2 separate regions of the Homo sapiens genome follow, and region 2 is linked to region 1. A link is a loop called in an ENCODE intact Hi-C map of the cell type or tissue named here. Cell type or tissue: A673. All regions are shown on one strand. Each heading gives the region's core, and the rest is flanking DNA. Links, peaks and the distances in the headings are about the cores only. Region 1 overlaps SPATA6L (spermatogenesis associated 6 like). Region 2 has its middle 16 kb from the start of GLIS3.

Evidence for each region. A loop is a pair of places that touch in the nucleus more often than their neighbours do. Peaks named below come from ENCODE experiments on the same cell type or tissue, not always from the same donor. Only the 100,000 strongest peaks of a DNase experiment are listed, where the experiment ranks them.
Region 2: a loop joins it to region 1, with 6 times the contacts of the local background. A loop is called at or near these places in 20 of 110 quality-filtered maps.

Annotation. Positions count from the first base shown.
Region 1 is chr9:4,633,896-4,643,924 of GRCh38, reverse strand. SPATA6L (spermatogenesis associated 6 like) reads left to right here. Exons shown (of 12, transcript NM_001353486.2): 4 at 8,526-8,650. Among named protein-coding and RNA genes, the nearest start is that of PLPP6, 23 kb to the left of the region's middle. In A673, for the core only: a CTCF peak has its summit at 3,697 (motif pointing right); a DNase peak (open chromatin) is centred at 3,694; H3K27ac peaks cover 1,691 bases.
Region 2 is chr9:4,311,313-4,321,341 of GRCh38, reverse strand. It overlaps a transcript of GLIS3 not described here. Among named protein-coding and RNA genes, the nearest start is that of GLIS3, 16 kb to the right of the region's middle. In A673, for the core only: a CTCF peak has its summit at 5,544 (motif pointing left); DNase peaks (open chromatin) are centred at 2,391 and 5,541.

The DNA.
Region 1 (10,029 bases), core at 631-8,630:
AGTGATTCTCCTGCCTCAGCCTCCTGAATAGCTGGAATTATGGGCACCTGCCAATGCGTCCAGCTAATTTTTGTGTATTTTTTGTAGAGTCAGGGTTTCACCAAGTTGGCCAGGCTGGTGTCGAACTCCTGACCTCAGGTGATCTGCCTGCTTCGGCCTCCCAGAGTGCTGGGGTTACAGACGTGAGCCACTGCCCCCGGCCTACATCATTATTTTGATAGCTATAAAGAATTTTATTAATTTACATATGTGTTTTTTATAGGTCTATAAATAGTATTTCCATAGTATTTTGGGTTTTACTTTTCTTACTTTACATTATTACCTGTAGTTTACTTGTCATTTTCAATAGCTGTGTATTTTTCCATAGTGGTGGTGTTATCCATAAATTAATATTGTTGAGCATTTAGATTTTCTTTTTTTCCACATTTTTATAAAAATATTTCTCTCTTGGTATATTTACAAATAATAGAATTACTAGATTGAACCATGCCTTTTAAACTGGGGTAAACTGATCCCCAATAAGGTTCCAATACTTCTACTGCATCCAGGAGTGCATGGCATGCCCCTTCCCCATATCCTAGTTAATGCTGGATACTGTCAATTGGATTTGTTGTGTTTGCAAAGTATGTCATGGCTCACGCTTATAATCCCAGCACTTGGGGAGGCCAAGGTGGGCGGATCATGAGGTCAGGAGTTTGAGACCAACCTGGCCAACATAGTGAAACCCTGTTTCTACTAAAAATACAAAAATTAGCTGGGAATGATGTCAGGTGCCTGTAATCCGAGCTACTTGGGAGGCTGAGACAGGAGAACTGCTTGAACCCGGGAGGCAGAGGTTGCAATGAGCTAAGATTGCACCACTGCACTCCAGCCTGGGCCACAGAGCCAGACTCCATCTAAATAAATAAATAGATAAAAATATATTTTATCCTATTTTATGATCTATCTCCCTTTTAGATGTGACTGTGACAACCTTAAATTTAAAACTTCTTAAAAATTTTCATTTTCCCATATTATGATTTGTTTTCTTTCTTTCCTTCTGTATAAAGTGACTGTCACTGTCCTTTGATTACTTATGGAGTGATGTCTGGATATAAATGTTGATTTTGTTATAAATTCTTATTTTTAACAATGTTTTCAATCAGTTATGCTTAAAACAGTTATATTTTCCCTGTTTTGTTGTGTTATTTTGATGTTTTATGGTGTGTGCTTTTCTTTTTCTTAAGAGAGCATGGGAGAAGGAAGATGAGACTAGCAAATGTCTCAACTAAAGCAAAGAGGACTGAGGAGGCTTTTGATAGGGATCATAGTCCTGCCTGCTGTGGATATCACTGGAGCAGGTCAAGGGCCCAAGTGAAGTGCAGTGAACCCAGGAGTCTGTAGTTCTTTCTTCTGCTTCTTGGTTCTTTGGCAAAGGCTGCCGCTGGAGACAGAAAAGAACCCCACTCTGTGAATTTAAGAATAGGTGCTTTTGGAGATGTCATTACCTTCATAGGTAGACGGAACTGAGCAGGTGCCTCCTGACTACTTTTCAGAAATTCTCACTGAATGTTTTTCAGCCTAAAAGTGACAGGCTGAAATCAGGGCATTGAGTTTTTTTCCATAAGTTTTTTATTCTTATTTGACCCAATTTTATGTTCAAACATATATCACTGCTGGCACATTATATTTTAGTATGCTGAGGAAGTAGAAGCATGCCCACTTTGGTCTTATTTAATTTTACATGGATTTTAAAAAAGTTACTCAATACCTAAGTAATCTCACTATAAAAAATTTAACACGAAAGTATGTAAAAGAAAATGTCAAAAGCCCATTCAACAATCCCTGACAGATAATTACCATTAACAATTTGATGTGGGCCAGGTATGGTGGCTTGCGCCTGTAATCCCAGCACTTTGAGAGGCAAAGGTGGGTGGATTGCTTGAGCACAGGAGTTCAGGTACAGCCCGGGAAACATGGTGAAACCTCATCTCTACTGAAAATAAAAAAATTAGCTATGTGTGCTGGTGCATGCCTGTAGTCCCAGCTACTTGGGAGGCTGGGGAGGTCACCTGAGCCAAAGAGGTTGAGGCTGCAGTGAGCTGTGATCTTGCCACTGCACTCCAGCTTGGGCAACAGAGTGAGACCCTGTCTCAACAAAACAAAACAGAACAAAACAATTTGATGTGTGTCTTTTTAAACCTTCTAAAATGCATTTAGTACATTCAGCCAACCGTAAAATAACCACACATGCACGCGCATACCCTATATATAGTTGGACCTTCTGATTGTCAAGTTCCACATCCATGAATTTGGCTAACCATTACTCGAAAATGTAGTTAGGCCTATGATGGTTGTGTCTGTACTGAACATGTACAGACTTTTTCTTGTCATTAGTCCCTTAACAATACAGCATAACAACTATTAGATAACATTTACATTATGTTAGGTATTATAAGTAATCTAGAGATGATCTGAAGTATACAGGAGGATGTGCATAGGTTATATGCAAATATTACACCATTTTATTTCTTATTTTTAATGTTTTATTATTATGCTCTTTTTACCTTCGACCAACTCACCGCAACTACACCATTTTATATCAGGGACTTGAGCATTCATGGATATTTTCATATCTGCAAGGGTTCCTGAAACCAACCTCCTGTGGATACTTAGGGATGACTATATATTAAATACAGTATATATAAACACGAATATATTTAGTATTTAGTATATATAGTTACGTGTGTATATATTTTATGGTTGTTGAATATACTAAATGTTGGTTTTCTGGTCTCTTGAAAGACATATGACAGTCCAAGATATACTGCATTTTAAAAAGTCAGTTGCAGAATATGTATTTTCAACATATATACACACACACCTATATATATGTTGACTATATATATTCTGCAACTTGCTTGTTAAAACTTAATATGTCTTGGAGTGCTATATGTTTTTCATGTGACAAGAAGCCCATCTGTGAAAAGGTTGCAAGAATAGTTGTTTGAAAAGAATGATTGCAGAATATTCTAGCTGAGTGCATAAATACTGGTTATAACTCAAAAATTAATAAGATGCACAATGGGAACTGTGTTATACTTGTTTTTTTAATTTACAATCTCTCAATTTCAGATTATAATTTTAGTGGAATTAAATTTGAATTGCTCAAAATAACAATTGATTTTACTTAGCTTCAGATGTAGTACAGTTTGATCCATTAATTTGTTCAAGGTATGTTTTTACAGGCATACTTTGCACATGATCTACACTGTGCCAGTCTTCCTAGTGTGATGCTGGTGGCTCCGGGCACGTAGTAGTGGCAGTGAGCCCTCATGATCTGCTGATCCTTGATACTAGCAAAAATTTTTTTTTTTTCTTAAAGTTTCCTGTGGACTGCACTGTGGGGTCACATGGGCCATATTTGGGTTCTCAGGGACCAATTTCTCTATTGGCTGAATTGTTACCTTTTCATTTAGCTGTATTTATTGCTTGATATTTTTTCTCATTGCTTTCAAACACACTTATACTCAAAAGACATGTTATGATCATTAAGTTAATGGTACAAGTAAATTAATAATACAAGTAATAATATCCAGATGTGCATATAGCTTTACTGCTAAAGAATGAAGAAGTCTAGTGATCTTTGCTGCCAAGAAATAAAGACCCTTCCTGTTCTTCAGTTTACAAAGGTGGGAAAAAAGGAATGGACACAGGGGGGCAGCGTGATCCTGTTCCACAGTGAGCTTGATGCTTTCTTTTTATTAACCTCTGAGATAAATACCTTCGCTTTGGGTAAGTCAGGTATATTCAGTCCAACTGTAAAAGCCTATTCTAGTGGGCACCCATTCACTTAACAGGGCTTAATTTTATACTTTTATAGCAGTGCTTTTATAGCAATATTTTATACTTTCATAGCAATGCTTTTATACTTTTATAGGCATTAGCAAGGAAAGAACTTTTGCCTCAGATTATTTGGTTTTGAATTCCTTCTTTGCCATGTGGTATCACTAGCCGTGTGGCATCATGACAGGTCAAACTCTCAGAGCCTCAGTTTCCTTATCTGTAAAGAGGGAATCAAATGTGATCCTGCATCTGGAAGCGCGCTGTCAATTCTGACATGCTCTAAAAATGTTGGATATTCCTTCAGCCAATGTTGTTATTAAAATTGTTATTTCTCTTAAAGTCTCATTTGTTTCCTTTTTGGGGGAGAAGTTCGTTGATGCCATTGATGATGTCACTGTCTGTGTAATTAGCTCTTAAGAAGAACATTGAGTTCTTTCAGATACTTCCCTTGACCTATAAGACTTGTTCAGCCTGTGAATATGTTTATTATTTCTAACCTAGGCTCTTGCTGTACCATCCTCTTAGTGTGCTGACGTTTTCACACTTGGTGGCAGTTTGGATTTCTAGAAAATGACCACACCAGAGAGACTGTCTTGAGAAGCTTCATAGCCTTCTATTTATTTGTCTAACCCTGTTTCAGTCTATTTTTATTCCTGTGATTCTGAAGATAGGGTATGAGCTCCCTTTCAATTTTCCAGCCTCTTACTTTTATCTAAATTCTTGATAAACACAGGAATAATAATGTAGCAGCTATCCTTTAGATGCAGGGACAAGAAGTAGCCAAAAGCATATGAAAGGAAAGAGGAAAAAGGAAAGGCCTCCTGTGTAGAACATCATATCATGCATCTAGGTGTTTGTTCCCAGTAGGAACATAATGATGTTTACAGAAACCAAAGCAGTTCTGGGGCCGCTGCTGGGCTGGTGTCAGGGAGCAATCGTGGTAATGGTAGGCAATGTCAGGTGCTATGCTGTGCATTCTACATGGCTTTGTCATTCGTCTTTACAGTAGTCTTAAAGGGCAGGTGCAATGACAGTTTTTACATTTTCTTGAAGAGGAGACTGAAGTTAAGTAGTTTACATGATTTGCCCCAGATCACATAGTTGGTAAGTGGTGGAGCAGGGATTTGAACCCAACCCTGCCTGACCCTAGAACTTGAATTTGTGGTGCGCGTCTGTAGTCCCAGTTACTCGGGAGGCTGAGGCAGGAGAATCGCTTGAACCCGGGAGGCGGAGGTTGCAGTTAGCTGAGACTACGCCATTGCACTCCAGCCTGGGTGACAGGGCGAGACTCCATCTCAAAAAAAAAAAAGAAAAGAAAAGAAAAGAAAAGAAAAGAGTTCTTAACACTATAAGCTTCAGGAGAAAGTTGGGTTTTGTTGCTAGTGATAGCTGGGGAAATTGACACATCACTTTCCATTTGCAGGTTGTACTTCAGAGTTTCTGGATGGAGGCAGAGTCTGTTTTTGGCCAACAAGGGTGGGAGGATTATACCCATCACAGGGAGCATTGTCAGAGGAGCATGGTTGAAGAAGGCCAGGATGAGACTAGTAAATGAAGCAGATAATTGATGTTACAATTACACCCATTGGCTGGGCGTGGTGGCTCACACCTGTAATCCCAGCACTTCGGGAGGCTGAGGCAGGCGGACCACCTGAGGTCAGGAGTTTCAGAGCAGCCTGGCCAACGTGGTGAAACCCCGTGTCTACTAAAAGTACAAAAATTAGCCAGGCTTGGTGGCGGGGTGCCTCTAGTCCCAGCTGCTTGGGAGGCTGAGGCAAGAGAATCACTTGAACCCAGGAGGCAGAGGTAGCAGTGAGCCAAAACTGTGCCACTGCACTCCAGTCTGGGCAATAAGAGCGAGACTCCGTCTCAAAAAATAATAATAATAATAATAATTACACCCATCTTCCCTCCTGTCTTCCTAGCCTCTCTATCTCTTTATTCCTAGTAATTTACTCTTATGGAAATTAATTTTTAATTATACCTTTATTTGTATAATTGTTTAATACTCTTAGACTGTAAGCTCCTGGAGGGCATTGATTATATTTATCTTCTTCACTAGTGTAAATCCAGTGTCTATAAGTCTTACTACATAGGAGGTTCTCAATGAATGAAGTGTTTTTTGAATGTATGAATGAAAATAAATTATTGGAAAATGAATGAAGGGTAAGAGTTGGAAAAGCTTTCAGAGAACATTTAGTCTCTCTCCTTTTTTTAACAGTGTGGAAACTGAGTCTCCAAGAGGGTAGCTAATGCTTATTGAGTGGCTAACGTAAGCTGGAACTTAAGCAAGTTATCTTACTTTAGTCCTCATGTTCATTCATTTAAGAAGCATTTGTCAGGTCCCCATTATGTCCCAAGTGTTGTTCTACAGGTTTGGGGGCAGCATCCAGGATGCTGCACTTCACCACTCATCTCAGAACATCATTGAAGTTCAATTTTAAAATGTCTACCGTTAGTGATATTTCAGGGGGCTTGTTGAAGATGCTGACAGTGAGGCCCCTTTTCAGGTGTGATTGTCTTGGCTGGGCCCTGTATTGATTGAACTGCTCTGAGTTCACACCTTTCTAGGGACAGCCCTGCCAGCAGTAGAATAATGTACAGAAAAGACAAAGTCACTGTTTTCATGGAGCCTTGATGGAAGCAGATCACGAATAAATACATGAACAAAAATATCAATTAGTGGTAAATCTTACGTTGAAAGTAAAATAGGGTATTGTGATGGGGAGTGTCTGGGAAGGAGTGCTCTGTTAGGTTGGGTTGCCACCTTCTGATAAGATGACATTTAAACCAAGCCTGTTATTCAGTAGGAAGGAGCCAGCCATGCAGAGACCCAGAGAGGGAACCTTAGAGGGAGGAAGAACAATAAGGCAAAACCGTTATGTGGAGGAGAGCTTGGCGTGTTTGAGGGACAGCAAGAAGGGTAAGGGATGACAGGGAACGATGATCAAGGGGGAGAGTGGCAATAAATGAATTAGGAGAGATTATTAGAAGCCTGATTATATAGAGTCTTGAAATCTAGGGTAGGGTGCTTAGATTTTATTCTAATGCGATGGGAAGCCCATTGGAAGGTTTTAAGCAGGAGAAAGGCAGTCTGATGTATTTAAAACGTTGCAGCGTGCGGACAATGGATTTGAGTGCAGGAGAATGGAGGCAGGGAGATCAACTACAGCCATGGCAGTAATGCAGGAGAGCATGCATGGTGGAAGTACATTGCTGAGGAGGGAACATCAATCCATTGTGGCTGGAGCGTGGCTGGGAGCACACGAGTGGGAAGAAATGCTATTTATGATGAAAAATATAGAATAATTTCTTTTTGCACTTTGATTCTTTCCTCGGTAGAACTGAAACATTAATATTAAATGGAGTTAGTAGGAGGAAGAATTTAATACATCATATTATTTGATGTAAGGTCAATTATGTTCTACAGTTGATGTACTGAAAACAAAGCAACCCTCATCAGAATTCTTCTCATAAGTAAAGTGGCAGCCACTAAATAGCAAAACTGCCTCATTGGCTATAGTTACTTTTTTGATGGTCCTCTGTGCGGGGACCACTCTCAGTCCAGATCACTTGTGTGGCACCTGCTGTGTGGTCAAAGGTGATTCAGATGGTAGCTTTCTGTCCTTCGGCTCAGTAATTGTTCATCCCATTAGACCCAAGATCTTTTGGTAATGAGTATTTTGTAGTATCCCTTTTATGATACTGAAAATATTTGTAGTTAATATAATCAACTTATACAAGTCACTGTAAAAAATTAATATAATATTCTGATTGTAATATAAAGGAAAAATGAAAGTGGTTTATAATAAAATGTATATGTTAATATGTAAGTATCAAGCATAATGAAGCATTTAGATGGGACATGATTTCCAAAATATCAAACAGGTCTGGTTAAAGATCCAAACAAAACAAAATACAATTGTTCCTTGATTTACACGGTACTTGGAAAAATTCAGTGTATTTCCAAATTATGCAAAAAAAAAAGGCTTTGTGTTTACATGCAACATAGTTATATAATTATTTTCAGTTACATAGTTAGTTAAGTTCTAGGCTCAGACAATTATAAAATAGTTTTTAGCCTGCAAGAATGTTTGCAGAATATTAGAAAGTCACTGGGGATGGGGGAGATAGTGTGATGTGCATGAGTGTCTTGAGCACTGCAGAACTCCCTCACACCTCTGGCTACTGCCCCTGAAATATTTCCACAAATGTCCAAAATGTCCTCGGGGTTGGTACCCCTGCTGAGAATCACAGCTGTAGCTGTCATCTGGGCCCTTGGCATCCATGCATCACAGAACACATTGAACCCCAGTCTAAACTGTAAAGTTGTGTGAACAATGCTATGTCCACCTTGTTCCTGTTCTATCCTCAGTGCCTGGGTTAAGGTTTATCATTAGTAAAAATTTGTTGCAGGAAAAATTGGATGGATATATGGAAAGATAGTTTTTCCTTTTTGTTCTATTTTGTAGAACATCTCTTTAGTCTTTTTTTCTCTGTTATGACTTTGGAAGGCTTTAAAAAATTATCCACGAGATAAAAAGTAGTAGAAATTAGTCTCCTCTTGAATAACATGTGCTAGGATCAATATGTCTATTTTTACCTGAGTGCCATCTCTGCCATCATCTGCCTGAACTTTTATTTTGTTAAGCCTGGAGGTGTAAATACAGATATTTATGCTTTTTCTATTTTCTTTCTAGTGTGGGATGAGTTGGCCTACTACGAAGAAAACACACGAGATTTTCTTTTCCCAGAGCCCAAGCTGACACCTTCGCACCCTAGGAGGTGTAGGGAGGTGCTCATGAAGACGGCTCTGGGTTTTCCAGTAAGTGATTCATGCTCATCTGGGCTTCTATTAGGAGAGAAACTCTTGGGACCTGAACGTTTTATTCCTGACAGGGTTTGATCTTTATCTTGGTTAGTACCCCTGCTGTTCTGTTTAGTAGCTCTGTTTTGATGCCCAACTCAAGGTACCAAATTATACTGATTTCCAGTATTGATCTGAGAGGTGGAAGTTTTATCTAATCAGGCTGAAATCATTGCCATATTTACATTGTCACATAGTTATAAAAGCCTCCTTTTGTTGCAGATTAACAGTAAGATTTGTTTGTTTAGTTATAGCTATTATGACTAAATAGAGTAGCGACAGTAGTTATCTTTATTTTGCGCTTTCAATTTTTTACGTAAGATATTTTTCTCCCAACAATTCTCAAGTTAGCCAAGGCAGATATGGTCTCCATTTAACAAAGAGGAAACTGACAGAGGCTCGCAAATTGATATTACTGAAGGATCTTGAAGGATGTAGCAGATATTCCGTTGATAATTTAATTCTTTGGGGGGCATTATCTGAACCCAAATTCAGGATACTCATTTTGATGTTGTCTTTGACGATTTCTATTCCCACAGCAACCCTGACGATTTTCTTGACTTTTCCATCACTTGAATGATCTCCATTTAAAAGGCCACACTTTTGAGAATTATAAAAAATATTTTGATACTCAGCGTTTCTCGTATTGCCCCATGAATTTCAATTAATATAATTTGTTATTGTTTCTACTTTGTTGAGAGTACTGTGCAGAATATATTTAATATAACAGTCAGGACCTCTGTTTCTATGAAGCTTATCATGACAGAGCTTCTAATACATCAAACAGCAAGCATTCATTAAAGGTTGTCCTAATCAGAATTCCTGATGACTGTAACCCCAAGACCTTCATTATCTTTCAGAGTTTGATGAATTTCACTGAAACTATCTTTGTTTCTCCAAGATCTTCATGTATCATTTAAATCCATGGTACATGTGAGAAGCTTGCCTTTAATTTATTTTATTTTGAGTTATTGGGATATTGCTCTTCAGAAGATAAAAGGGGTTAAAAACTGATGAGAATTAGGTAGGGGATACTCTGTTATATTAACTTTGGTTTGTCTAGCTCTCTGTTAAAGAAAAGGCATCTACAAACACTGAGCTGGTATCCAGCCAAGTATCAAGATAAAAAGAAACAAACTTTCTTATATTTTCTTAAGTGTTATCTCTCTTTAACTTTATGGTCATAAATAGGAAAAATAACCTATAGGAGGTTGTATTTATAGTTATTTATAAATGCAGTTAGTCATTAGAGAAAGGGTTTTTTAAATGTGTGGAAACACCTGCATGCATTAGAGGTAAAGTATTCTTACAATTAACTTAATCAAATTATATTTTAA
Region 2 (10,029 bases), core at 711-8,710, 320 kb after region 1:
CACGCCATTCTCCTGCCTCAGCCTCCCGAGTAGCTGGGACTACAGGCGCCCGCCACCACTCCCGGCTAATTTTTTTTGTATTTTTAGTAGAGACGGGGTTTCACCGTGTTAGCCAGGATGGTCTCGATCTCCTGACCTTGTGATCCGCCCGCCTCGGCCTCCCAAAGTGCTGGGATTACAGGCGTGAGCCACCGCGCCCGGCCTTGAGATTTTAAAAAAAGCGGAGACCATGCTGAGTATTGGGGACTTAAAAATTAGCAGGATGACTGGAATAGAAGAGCAGAGGAGGGAAAGGTATGAAATAAGGCTGCAGAAATGGCTGGGGTCTAGACCAAGCAGAGACTTACAGCCTTCTCAAGCAACGTTCTTTGTATCTCGAGAGCTGTGGGAGCCATTGAAAAATGCTCAAGCAGGAGACAGACTTTCAAAACTTGCATTTTGAAAAAACTTACCTGCCTTCAGTGTAATGATCAGATTGAAGAGAGACCAGAATGAATATGGATGGACCGCTTAGGAAGCCTTCTTAAGACATAATACAATGTTGGGTGCTTGGAATAGTGTGGTGATGGTGCTGAAACCAATAGCAGTGATAATGATGGTGATGGTTCCCGGGGTGCTGGCAGTGATAGTAGAGATAGTAGTAGTGGTGATGTGGTGATGGCGGTGGTGATGATGGAGGTAGTGATGGTGGCAACAGTAATGATGGTGATGGTGTAGGTGGTAATGGTGGTATTGGTAGTGCTGGTGATGATGATGGGTTTTGTGTTGGAAATAGAGAGAAACAGACAGATTTGAGAATATTTAAGAAGTAAAATCTACAGAATTTAGAAATAGATTTGATAGATGTATTGACAGAGAGAAAGGTGTGAAGGATAAATCCCTAAGTTTCTGGCTTGGCAATAAAGTGGGGATGGGTCAGGAAGGGGAAAGTAAGAGTTCAGTTTGAGGCATGGTGAACTGAAGATGCCTTTTCAGTCCCACCTCCTTCTCAACTCCCTTCCAGAGGTGATGGTCTTACTTTCCTGTTTATTCTTTATTATCCAAAAGTCAGCTCACAAACTCAAATTCTTTTAGGGGCTAGTCAGGCAACTGGAGTGAATGAAGCATGCAGGGTCAGGGAGACATTCAGAGACATTCAGAATGGAAGGGAATTTGTTGACCTATAAAAAACATGACATGTCAAAAGTGGGGTGGCTGTGACTCAGATACGCCCATTGGGAAGTCAAATGTTGCCAGCTTTTGATTTTTCAAAAGAAGCTGAAAATCATGATTTTTATGTTTCTTACTTAGCAACTAATTTGACTCTTGTGCGCGCGCACACACACACACACACACACACACACACACACACACACACAACCCCCTCTACTAACCTACTGTAAGGACCAATTCTATAGGCCGAACAAAACAAATCTGTGAGCCATGCGTAGACAGATTAGAATTCTGGTTCTAAATCATTCATTAATATTAGTTTACTCATATTACTGATCAAGTATATTTCAATAACGTTATTGGGGTAGAAATTTTGTGATAACATTTTAAGAGGTACTAGTAGGAGACTGAGGTGGGAGGATAGCTTGAGGGCAGAGTTCAAAACCATCCTGGGCAACATAGTGAGACCCTGTCTCTACCTCCCAAAATAAAATTAGCCAGGCGTGGTGGCAAACACCTATAGTCCTAGCTACCTGGGAGGGTGAGGCAGGAGGATCACTTGAGCCCAGGAGTTTGAGGTGACAGTGAGCTATGATCATGCCACTGCATTCCAGCCTTGGTGACAGAGGAAGAACCTGTTTCTAGAAAAAAAAAAGTGTTAGTATTTGGATTTTACCAAAACACATTACACAATAAATTTTAAAACATTTAAAAATGTTTAAAATCATTTCTTAGAAAAACGTCAAGTTCTCAGAAAAGTTGCAAGAATAGAATAATGAGCTTCCATGTACCTTCACCCAGATTCACCAGTTGTTAACATTTTGCCACATTTGAGTTCTGTTTCTTCCTGCTCCCCCATCTGGATCATTTGAGAGGGAGCTATGGATATAATGGCCATAAAATTTTAGAATGTTGCCCCTAAGTACAGTGATATTTTCTAACATAACCACAGTATGATGATCAAATTCAGGATTAATGCAATACCATTACCTAATATACAATTAATATTCAATTTTGTGATTTTTTTCTCATTCAGAATCCAGCTGAGATCACTCATTTCATTTTGTTGTCATGTATATTTTGTCTCCTTTACCCTAGAATGGTTCCTCATGTCTTTCATGACATTGACATTTTTGAAGAGTACAGGCCAGCTGTTTTACAGAATGCCCCTCCAATTGAGTGCTTGATCATTTCCTTATGATTAGATTCAGGTTGTGCATTTTTGGCAGGAATACCATGTAAATACTGTTGTGTCCTCAGCAGCTCACTCCGGGAGGCACATGATGTCACTTTGATGAACCCACTGTACAGGAACTTCCCCCCTTTGCAATCAGCAAGTAATCTGTGGGGAGATATTTTGAGGCTCTGAAAATATCCTGTTCACCAACAAACTTTCACCTAATAGTTTTAGCATCTTTTGAAGACTGTCATCTTCATCTGTTATTACTGCAGAGGCTGCAAGTTTGTGATTTTTAAAACAAACATTTCTTCTATGTTTGTTAGTATTTCACTGTAAAAAAGAGGTTTCTCTTCCCCATTATTTACTTATTTATATATTTTTTTATCTCTGTGTGAACATCTGGACTCTTTTTGCTGCCAATGTTTTATAACTTATTGTTGTTATTTTGAAGCTAAAATTGCCCATAATTGGCCAGAGGGAGCTCTTTCAAGCTGGCTCCTATGTTATTTTGACACTGCCCCTTATATTTTTGAGGGTTTACGTTCTGTCACAAGATGCTTACGGCTCGCTTTGTACTTTCCCTGCCCTAGTCCTGGAATCAGCCATTTCTCCGTGCTTCCTTTTAGTGAGGGATGTATTCAGAAACGAAACTCTGGGCCCTAGGTGTGCTCACGACTACTGAGATGTCATTGATTCTAGGTGCTTTCAGTGAACAGAACTGGGAGATATACATTTCTTTAAATTTGTGGGTTCATCCTGGCCCCTCGAATTCCCATCAAACACCAGATAACTCTTCCTTACCTCCCCACTTTCCATCATTGTAACTGCCTTCCACCCACCACTTCTCCCGCAGCAAGACCCTGGCTCCCAAGAATACCAATACATTTGTTCAAAGCATGCATTTTAAAGCATGCTTCCTCCTTTCCCAGCTGCTGAAATAACTTACTTTGACATTCCTCAGTTTCTATAATTTTTCTAGTTGCTTTTCTGACATTATACACATGTTCTTTCTAAGTCTATCTTCACAGAGATTTTACCATGTAGATGTGCTTTTTTAATATTATTTATCATCAATCATACAAGGAACAATTCCCTTGGCTTGAGTAAGGCTGAAGAAGGTTATTGATAATAACTTCCATCTGCTTGGCAGCTTAAAGTTTACAGAGTACTCTTTTACATGTGCTACTTCATTCACTCTCAATGGTTTGAATTCTTTAGGTCCCAGACAAAATGAACAGTAAATAAATTCTGAGCTTCATGAATGTTTCACATAGTAGGAACTTGAATAATGCCTGCTCATTTTCTTTCTCTTAATTTTTTCTGTAGACCACCTTTGTGATCAACCTGCTGATTTTTAAAAAAGATACATTTAGAATCTATGACTAATGAAAATAGGTATCATATAAAAGGATGAATAATCGTAAGCAATACGTAATCTAAAATGTTTTATACTCACTTTAGCATTTTTTGCCATTGTTATTTCATAGGGATTTTGTGTCTTCTTTAGACTGATATTTTTAAAAAGACATCTGCTTCCTAAAGACATACCAATTACAAATGCCTTTAAAGCAGTGGTTCTCAAGTGTGGCTGCAAGAAGAATGTCTCGGGAAATGTGTGTGGAGGCTGCATCCCACAGTGATTAAATCGGAATCTTTAGGGTAGGCATCAGTACTGTAAAAAACTCTCTGGAAGATTTCACTGAGAAGCCAGTGCATGGGTAAGGAAAGGCTGTGCTAAGGATTGATGATGGCAGCTTGGGTCACAGGCTAAGTACAAGAGAACTTGATCTCCACCTCATTTCTGATGTAAAGACCGGTACTTAAAGTATGCAAGAATATATTTTGAGCTTAACCTTGCAGTCGAAAGGCACTGAATACATTCTTTCTTTTTCTTAGCCAATAGGATATCAAAGACCATCTTTTCTTTACTCTAAGTGCCCTGCTCAAGCATCCTCATCTTTCAACTAGATTAATCTCCTTGAAGGGACAGCAAGTCTTCACTTAACATTGTCAATAGGTTCTTAGACACTGTGACTTTAAGCAAAACATATTAAAAAACCAATTTTACCAACGGCTAATGGATATAAACAAGAGTTAAGTTCCTATGATGGTTTTTCTGGTCACAAAAACTTCTTCTAAATAAAGATCACCAACACTTCTCATATTAAACACGGAAATAAATTTGAGCTATGCATACATTTTTAAAAGATTAATAAAAATAACTAAGATAATTATGTACCAGCTTATTCCAGTTCAGGGTTGCAGATGGTCGAAGCTTATCCCAGCAGCTCAGGGGGCAAGGCAGGAACCAACTCTGGGCAGGCTGCCGTCCCATCTCAGGGCACACTCACACACATGCCTACGCTTACTCACACTGGGACCATTTAGACATGCTGATTCACCTAGCATGCACACTTTGGGGTATGGGTGGAAACCGGAGTACCCAGAGAAAACCCACATAGACATGTAGAGAACATGTACACTCCACACAGTGAATCTGGCCAGGAACTGATTTTGTTTTTCTCATCAATGTTATCACAAAATGATGTTGAATGAAATGATGATATTTAAGGACCTGCTGTACTACTCTGTCCCTAGCAAGGAGTAGGAGCTGCTAAAATATCTGTTGACTTGCAATAAAGTCAGTCCAGTTAAGGACCCACAAAAAATGAATATGTATTTTAAATGCAAAACAAGTTGTGGGACCTTATGGGAGAATCTGTGAAGGGGTTATGTGAGCAGTCACTGGATTTGCAAAGGTAGCTAGATGAGTTTAATGATTATTCTTTACAATTTAGCTTGTAGGAATCCTAACCTCTCTTCCAAAACCAGAAAAAGGTGGAGAAATCTTTTTTGTTGAGGATAGACTGACAGTGGCATTAGGAGAGGTGTGTTGGTGTGATGTATGCTTCATAAAGGGGAATAGCATATACATACATACATAGATATGCATGTATTTAAAATTTCCATTGTGATCATCCCAGATAAATATGTGTTTTCTTTTAAAAATACAATATGTAATATCCTGCTTCCTTTCTAAAATTTAGAGTAGCAGAGTTTTGTGAACAACTTGGTGTTTCAGGGCAACAGCATCCCAAGAGGTAATACGAGATATCTGCTCTAAGAGGCCTGCATTCTAGAACCCCATACCTGGAAGAACATGTCCTGGTACTGCTGAGCTAGGGTCAGGGCTAATGCTGGGGAACGGGCGCCACCTACTGACGGCCCAAGTCACTCTTTCTCCTTCCAGGAACCTCCCTCTTGGGTTTGGTTAAGAGCAGTATCTCAAGAGAGGCTGGCCCCAAAAGACCCAGGGAGGTTGTCTCCAGTCCCCACTGTGTTTTGCAGGAAAGTTCATGAGAATGTAGCCACACAAAGTGAGGTGTTCTGAGTGTATGTCTTCCATGAAAAGAGTTTTCCATGGAAAACTCTATTTCTAAGGCATGTAGGCGGCAGAGGGTGAAGTTTAGGAATTAACTCTGTTTTAGAAGGGTTTGAATCAATTTAAAGGCTTTAAAAAATAGAGGTTCATTTTATTTAAAAATAAAACTTTAAACTTATTATTAAATGGAGAGCATACAGAAAATTGTCATTGCATATAGAGTTTTAGAACATGGACTGAGTGAGCAGGCCTTGAAATACTAACAATAAGGACCCCAGAGTCTCCCGGCAAACCATTCAGTCTCAGGCTTCTTGTGTAGGAGATAGGCATGATCACTTGTCCTCTCAACATCATGTTGGGTCAGCTTGAAAAGTGCACTAGAGACTGACAAGATGACGAGATTTGTTTCTTCCACTAGGAAATGCATCTGGGACACATGATTTTAAGTGTGAGAAAGGCCACTTCCCAAATTAACTGAGATCCAAAATTAGACTCTTTCTCTTCTCTTTGGTGGGAGTTGTATCTCCGAGAAAAGACACTCTGGTTGAGTCAGTACACAGAAGAGCAGGAGAGAGTGGAAGGACCACAAGGGAAGAGAGGAAATATTTCTTCAGTAGCTATAGAATGGCTTCACAAGCTATGGTCTTGGCAAACTGGCTTTCGGGGCTTCCCATTTTCACCCTCAGCAGCTCTGAATCCCTGAGAGTTCCAGCACTATTCATCCCAAAGGAATAGAGCTAACAGCAGGGTTCGCTGGGTGCCCGGCCCTGAGCTTAATGCCTTTTGCAGATTGGTTCATCCATTCTCCCTACAGCCCTATGAAGGCTCAGGGACAGAGGTTAAAGGAACTTGCCCAAAATCCCAGAGCTAATGAATGAGAAAGCTGAAATCTAAACCCAGTTCTGCCTGGCTCCAGAAAAATCAGTGTTCTTTTTCATGTGAGTTCTGAACCTCTCATGGTGGCTTTTCAGAAACTGCTAGTGGAAGCATCTTGGAACTAGAGAAGATATGAAAGATTCCGTAGCTGTCTCTTTTCTTAGTAGAGGTTTACCCTGCACTGTGAGTGACAGAAGATCCCTTACTTTCTTTCTTTTTTGCCTGAAGACCACATAGCATCATCAAAGTTCTAGACTGCCTTAAATGGAAAAAGCAGTATTTACCTATTGACTTCATTGTATATGCACATGCAAACATATTGTGTGCATGCATCTTTTTTTGCATGGAGTGGGGAAGTTGAACAAAGAGTAAGGACACTGAGGAAACAGAGAGCATTGGGTGGCAGGTAGCTACACAGTGCCAAGACATGCAGCCTGGGAGAAAGAGCACTGGACTGGAAGTCAAGGGTTCTTGATTCTAATTCTGATCCTGCCATTAATAAAAAACAACACCAGCTCACATTTGAGTGCTTACAATGTATTAAGTATCATTTCACACATTTTATAAATATTAATTCACTTAATCCTCATGACCATCCTATGAGATAAGTACTATTACTATTCCCACATTGCTGCTGAGAAAACTGAGGCACACAAAGGTTAAGTTACTTGCCCCGGGTCACACCAGCTAATAAACGCTAGAGTTGGCTTAAACTCAGGCAATATGGCTAACTACATTTTTATGTAACGCCATCTCTCAACTACCTGATTTATTGATTTTGTCAGTGACTCTTTCTGGACTTCAGTTTTTCCCATTTACACATTTATATTTTTAACAAATATTGAGGCCCAAGCCTGTGTAAGACCTTGTAAATCAGATAGAGGTGTAAAAGACCATGCACGCTGATCACCTACCTCCTGCAACACACACCCAGTGGAAAATGCAAGGGAGAGGAAGTCCACGTGCACTTGAGACTCCCAGGGAAGGCTGCGGGAGGAGGTGGCATTGGAACTTGATCTTAAGGTGGGAGACTGGTCCAGGAAGGGCATCTCAGCAGAGGTAAAACTCAAGGTGTGTTTGGAGACTCTAGTAACTAGTCCATTTTGACTCAAGAACAGAGTATTGGGCAGGGGATACTGCCAGAGAGAAAAATCAAGGTCCAAGATCAAGGAGTCACATCCAGGACCATTAATCTGACAACTGCCTGTCAGCCAAATTTGTGTGGGGAGAGACTGGAGGCCAATGGAGCCACGCGGAGGTTAGAGAAATGGTCTGGCTGAGAGAACTGAGGACCTCAAGTTGGGTGGTGGGAGGAGACGGGTTCTGAAAAATGGAAGCTGATGCCAGAAACATCCAGAAAGCAGGGAAGGTGAGATGGAGAGGGGGAGGTGGCACAGTGAGCAGAATGGCTGAAGAGGGAGCAGCAATGGCTGAGAAAGAAGACAGCTGCTCAAACTAAGATCCCTGTGGGCTATGGAGGCAGACACACTTGCCAGAGTTAATGGAGCTGTGCGGAGGAAGCTTAGGGTGACACTCATTAGAGGAGTTTGATGACAGCTACACCTACTATGTGCCAGGCATTCTGTATGTCCAACCTCCACCTCCCATGTTATCTCTAATCAACAAAAGAGTACTGTTACACAGGTATGTGGAATTCAGTTTGAGGCTTTTTTGTCTTCCCCAAAGAAACAGCATAGCATAGTGCTAAAAGGACAGACTCTGAAGCCACAAGACTGGAAAAAGTAGAGGAGCTACTGTCATTGTGTATCCTGGGGAGGTGATTTAATTTTTCTGTACCTCAGTGTGTGCATGTGGGGCTAACGTTACCAACCTCGTAGTGTTACTGTGAGGATTAAATGAACTAATATATGTAACATGCCTGGCCTGAGTAAGCACCTGAAAAATGTTAGCTTTTCCTATGGATGAGTAAACTGAGGAGCAGAGATTAAATGATCTGGCTGAAGACACAGCCCTCAGGGCTGGCATACCCAGCTCCACCAGCCCCAAGGCCTCCTTCAGTTCCACTAAGCCACAACGAAGTGAGCAGAGCCATAAAACAGAGAGGGAAAGGATAGAAAAGGCCTAAGGTAACAGCATAGTCAGGTGAAGAGAGGAAGACAAGGAATGCAAGTGCAATCAAGAAGAAACTGGGAGGAAGAGCAGATTTGTTTTTCATATGTATAACTATACTGTACATAATTTATTGGCAAAATTGGCATGTATGTACATGCATGCTCATATGGGTGCCTGTTTATGTGTACAACTGGAAAGTTTTTTTCTTTTTGAGACAAAGTCTCACTCTGTCACCCAGGCTGGAGTGAAGTGGTGCCATCTCAGCTTACTGCAACCTCCCACTCCCTGGTTCAAGTGATTCTCCTACCCCAGCCTCCCCAGTAGCTGGGATTACAGGTGTGCACCACCATGCCTGGCTCTTCTTTGTATTTTTAGTAGAGATGGGGTTTTGCCATGTTGGCCAGGATGGTCTTGAACTCCTGACCTCAAGTGATCCGCCAGCCTTGGCCTCCCAAAATGCTGGGATTACAGGCGTGAGTCACCATGCCCAGCCTGTAAAGTTTCTTTCTTTTAAAAAAACAAAAACAAAAACAAAAACTTTTATTTTAGGTTCAGAGGTACATGTGTAGGTTTGTTATACAGGTAAACTCATGTCATGCGGGTTTGTTGTACAAATTGTTTTGTGACCCAGATTCTAAGCCTCGTACCCAGTAGTTATTTTTCTCTGCTCCTCTTCCTCCTCCCACTCTCCACCATTGGGTGGACCCCACTGTCTGTAGTTCTTCTCTCTGTGTCCACGTGTCCTCATCATGTAGTTTCCACTTCCAAGAAGAATAGATTTTTAAAGGATCTTTTCTGTTTTCTTGATCATTTAAGTAAAATGGGCTTACTCTAAAAATGAAGACATCATCTAACTGAATTCCTGTCACCTAACCACTTTCCCTGCTCCTGTCAGACGACCACTGCTGACAGTCTTTAAACATACAACTCAAACTCCCAGGACAAGACAGTGTTTTATAGAAGGCAGGGGAGGTGGCTCTAAAAGAGGAGGGCGGTGATAAGGCCGATGCAGGAGGGTCAGGGCCACCATGTTGCTGTTGGGGAAGACAGATGGTGGAAGTCAGGGTAGGGGTAGGAGCTGGGGAGTGTGGAGTTATTCTGGCTTGGGAGGGAGGGAGAGTGGGCCCTGACAGTTGCAGGGGTCGGAAACTTATTGTGTAATGGATTTCTCTGGGAGTCTGGTGAAGCTTGTGGACTGCTTCTCAGAGTAAGGTCTAAAATGAAATACATGGGATTACAAAAGCTAAACACTTTATTTAGTTACTTTTTTGAGACAGAGTCTTGCTCTGTCACCTAGGCTGGAGTGTAGTGGTGCTATCTCAACTCACTGCAACCTCCACCTCTCCAGCTCAAGTGATTCTTTTGC